Linked DNA regions of Homo sapiens: region 2 is linked to region 1. The links are chromatin loops, found by intact Hi-C in ENCODE. Cell type or tissue: ovary. All regions are shown on one strand.

Region 1 (2,500 bases):
CCTGCTGAACACAAAACCTTTTCATTTCCAAGAAACAACATTTTCATAATTGCATTAGCTCAACCACATTTTCAGAAAAATAACATGGACTCAAATGTATATGTGATGAATGGATTTGCCTTATGAAAATTTCAAGTCGCTTCAAGGTTTTGGTTCTGCATTTCCCACATTCGCATTATAATGATAGCACCATAAAATTTGATATAAATTGCTAGAATCATAAGAAATATTTTCAAAACCCCTTCTTAAAGAAGAGGTGATCATATAATGAATCATGCAAATCAGCAAACAGAACATCAGGAAAAAGGTATAAGCTGGGACCACAAATATAAATGAGGATGTCCAGTTGCCACATTGGGATATAGTATCCATCCCTCTCAATAAAGTCCAAGGGAAATAGGAGGAGAGATTTGTAAAGATCCTGTTGACATCAGATGCTGTGAATGTTCTTTGCTAACCATGACTTACTAAACCCGAACATTGAACCTTTTTGGTGACAACAGTTCATGGTAAAAGAAGTTAAAAACATTTAAATAATATTTTCACTGTGTCTGTTAGTTTGAAGAAATAGTCAGGGTAGGTGGTTGGGGGAAAGAATGAGAAAAAATAAATGTCTTTCCTTTGGGCGAAAGCCAAGGACAACCTCAAAGAAGATATTCTTCAGAGATGAAAAATCAGAGGAATGACTCTAGGAACGCGACTGAAACCCTGGGTGACATGTGACATATGGGGTGAAAGGTTTTTAACACAAGAGGCATACTAAACTTTTGGGGGTGGGCTCTGAGGCTGGGCCCTTTTTTAGGGTTCTTTGTTTTTCATTTTTGTGTGTGGGCTCTCCGTGCTTTGAAGTTCCAGCCAGCAACAAAGAGAAAAACTTGCTCTGGTGTTTTTAGTTTGGCTGAGAGCTGCGATTTAGCTAAGGCTTCCCCCATATATGGACTGTAGGCTGATGCTGCAGGGTTGGCCGAGCCTGTCATAACCCTCTCAGTGTGTCTCTGAAATGGACACGGGCTTGGGATCTTGTAAGGGAACTTGTGAAGCCATCATTACTGTACAGCTACAAAATTCATGAACACAGCTAGAAAGAATAGCCTGTTGCTATTTATCCAAAGAGGTTAAAAAACATCCAGCACACTGCCTATTAAAACGTAAAAGCAGCCGTGAGTTCTTTCATTTTGACTCCAATTCCCTGGCACTGGCTTCATGATCCTGTAGGGACCTTCTCGTTAGGACTTGTTGCTTCCACTTTCAATGTTATTAGTGGCAAAGCGTTAGGCCAACAGTTATGCCCTGTTCTTTTGTTCTTGTAGGAAACATCTGTTCTTTTGTCAGAGAGCACATGCCAAAAACTATGCGATTATAAGCAGCGAGCTCTTCAGGGAGCAGTCAAGTCATCACACACCCTGGAGCACAGACCTTGAAAACTTCCTGCACTCCCGCCTGGGTCCTGGCAGCCTCCTGGAGCTAGAGAATTGCTAAGCTAGTCACAGTGAGGTCCCCAGCCTAGGCCCCCAAGCACCCAGGCTGGAGGGAGGGAGGAAGGCAAGTGGGGAGGCATGGAATGAGGCAGAGAGTGGAAGTTAATTATCGATGAAGCTACATAAAAACATCTTTACATGCTCACTTGGCTAGAGTGTGGGGGCCACCCACATGGATCTGAACCCTCCACACCAGTGCTCACACTGTATCACACACACGGCTCATGCTAACGGGAGAAGGAGCAGAGACTATGCACACTGGGAGGCATGCAGAAAATGATGAAGGAAGCTCTCAGAAGTCCCTGCGGTTCTAACTTACCAGTTCTCTCAAAGGTGCAATGCTTATGGCTCACCCTTGCTTTCAAGGATCCACAAGCAGACTTGGGAGTCACGATGCCTGGGTCTGAATCTGGCCTTCACCCATTCTAGAGCTCTGACACTAAAGCGTTACAAGTTCATTGAGCCTCAGTTTCTTTATCTGTAAAATGATAGCAATAATGGTATCTGTCATATACCTGAGCTAATGTGTAAAATATCAGCATAGCAAAATAAGTTAAATCAATAATCTAAGTTTCTATCTTGAAAGGCTAAAAAAGAACAATAAATTAAACCCCCAAAAAGCAAAAGCAAAGAACAATAAAAATTAGAGTAAAAATAAAGTAGAAAACAAAAAAATAGAGAAAAGGTTGATTCATTAAAAACATTAATAAAGTTGACAAACTCCTAGATAGACTTTAAAAAAGAAAGAGAAAACACAAATTACTAAATTCAGGAATTAAAAAGGAGATATAACTAAAATATTTTCAGACATTAGAAAGTTAAAAAGCAAATATCATAAACAACATTATGTTAACACATTTGGTAAATGAAATGAATGATCTCCTTAGAAATACGATGAAAATCATAGAAGTCTAATATTTAAGTAGCCTTATAACCGTTAAAGAAATGAAATTCACAATCAAAATCTTTGCACAAAGAAAATTTCAGGCCCAACTGGTTTAATGCTAAATTCTTTCAAATAT
Region 2 (2,500 bases), 410 kb after region 1:
GTTTCTTCCTCTATGAAATGGGTGTGCTAATCATGAATTTCCTATCCCACAGCATGATACAACTACCGTTTTATTTTTTTACTGATACATAATATTTGTACATATTTATGGGGTACATGTGATATTTTCTTGCATGCACAGAACGCACAAGGATCAAGTCAGGGTATTTAGGATATCTACCGCCTCAAGCATTTATCGTTTCTATGTATTAGGAACATTTCAAATCCTTTCTTCTAGCTACTTTGAAATACGCAATACATTATTGTTAACTGTAGTCACTTTACTCGGCTATCAAATATTAAGAATGTATTCTTTCTATCAAACTGTATGTTTGTACCCATTGACCAATCTATCTTCATCCTCCCACCAACCACACACCCTTCCCAGACTCTGGAATCTATCACTCTACTCACCACCCCCATGAGAACAGCTTTTTTAGCCTCCACATATGAGTGAGAACATGTGATATTTGTTTTCTGTGTCTGGCTTAACATAATGACCTTAACATAATGACCTTCACTTAATGTAATGACCTCCAAGTCCATCCATGTTGCTACAAATGACATTCTTTTATTCTTTTTTGAGGACAAATAGTATTCTATTGTGTCTATATATACATTTTCTTTACCCATTCATCTGTTGCTGGTTATGTAGGTAGATTCCATATCTTGGCTCTTATGAATAGTGCTGCAATAAACATGGGGGTGCAGGTGTCCCTCTGATATACCAGGTTCCTTTCCTTTGGATTAAAACTCAGTAGTGTGACTGCTGGATTGTATGGTAGTTCTATTTTTAGTTTTCTGAGAAATCTCCATACTGTTTTCCATGGTGGCTGTACTAATTTACATTCCCACCAATATCATCTTGAACACCCTCCTAACTACCTTTTAAAATGAATACCAAACCACAGAAAGTTCACTGAGGGCATTTTTTCACTCACACCTTAGATTGCAAGAGCTTGGAATTCAGAAATGCTCACCTTTCAGAACTATAACTTCTAGACTCCCTAAAACTAAATATCAGCAAACAAAACCTGAAAATCAATTTTTAAAGAATGTCACTTGAGAGTAACCTGGACAAAATCTGAGAAACCTCTGTTCAAAGGTATCAGAGAACCACCAAGACAGAAAAGACTTGAAATGCCAAGATCCTTCTAGAGAAAGGAAGTCACTGGCGTCACTCTTTCCCTGTAGGCACTTCTATTTAAAAGTAACAGCAGAGAGGCTAAGAAGCTGAGCAAAGATTTCAGGCATCTCACAGAGCTGAGGAGGCAAAGATTGGAATATAGCACTCACCAAGAAAGAGAGTCCTACTAAACATCTGATGCTTTTAGTTGGGACCCCTCAAAAGTTACTCCTAGGAAAATATATGCCTTTCTATATAGGAGTATATGGAGATATATAAACCCCTAGAAATACTGGAGATGAACTTGAATCAACTCAACATCTGATTAAAGTGATCAATTCCTATACTTACTACCTACCAAAAGCAAAAATAAATTTTGAGAGGAAAATAAAATAATCTCAATAATTTTATACAAATTGAAACTTAATCAAAATAATAATTTGATCAAAAGTAACTAGGCAAAGCCAGGCATGGTGGCATGCATTGGTAGTCCCAGCTACTGGGGAGGCTAAGGCAGGAGGATCACTTATGCCTAGGAGTTAAAAACCAGCCTGCAAAACATAGCCAAAAAACTATCTTTAAACAAATAAATAGGCAAATTGATAAAAAGACAAGAGTGTGCCAAAAAGCAAAAGAAACAAAAAGAAATAGAAGACACAAGAGATCAAGATATAGTATTAGAATTATATGACATAGATGTGAAAAAAACATGTTCAAGAAAATAAATGATAAACATATTCAAGAAAATAAATGAGAATATGGTCAATTTCAGTTGAGAACTATAAATTACTTAAAAAGAATAAAAGGAAATTTTTGGACAGAAAAAAATTAATCACAATTAAGAACTCAATGTGTTTAATAGCAGATTCAAAATGATAAAGGAGAGATTTAGTCAAATGGAAGGTAGTTAATAAGAAAATATATAAACTGAAGGACAGAAAACCAAAAGAATGCAAAGTACAAAATAGAGTATAAGATATATGGAACAGCCAGAAAATGTGTCATATTTGCACTTGGAGTCTCAGAAAGAGAAGAATGAGATAATCAGGTGAGAGATGAATTTGTATCATGCAAACTTGGCCAAGCTGGTATTACTTTTGTTAGACTTTTCTTCCCTGAATAGCATGGATTCATGTGGGTTACAAGAGATGTTTTGTGCTAGCTTCAGAAAACAGAAGTGAGGTAGCAGTCATACTCCCTTCCACTCAGAAGGTCATAGCAAAGCACAGGGCGCTATTGCCACTCACATACCTCATCATTTACCTGTGGACTGAAATCCTGTCAGATTTCCCCCTTCCAGTAGAGGAGATGGAGCAAGATGGCTGAACAGAACCCTCCAGCAATCATCCCCTGGCCAAAACACAAAATTGAACAA

What was found. A loop is a pair of places that touch in the nucleus more often than their neighbours do. Peaks named below come from ENCODE experiments on the same cell type or tissue, not always from the same donor. Only the 100,000 strongest peaks of a DNase experiment are listed, where the experiment ranks them.
Region 2: a loop joins it to region 1, with 3 times the contacts of the local background. A loop is called at or near these places in 4 of 110 quality-filtered maps.

What each region holds. Positions count from the first base shown.
Region 1 is chr6:156,166,539-156,169,038 of GRCh38, forward strand. LOC101928923 (a long non-coding RNA gene) reads right to left here. Exons shown (of 9, transcript XR_001744423.2): 4 at 1,798-1,956. Among named protein-coding and RNA genes, the nearest start is that of SNORD28B, 210 kb to the right of the region's middle. In ovary, no CTCF peak of the experiment used is centred here; DNase peaks (open chromatin) are centred at 953 and 1,481; H3K4me3 peaks cover 886 bases; H3K27ac peaks cover 1,754 bases.
Region 2 is chr6:156,573,517-156,576,016 of GRCh38, forward strand. No RefSeq gene overlaps it. Among named protein-coding and RNA genes, the nearest start is that of SNORD28B, 200 kb to the left of the region's middle. In ovary, no CTCF peak of the experiment used is centred here; no DNase peak of the experiment used is centred here.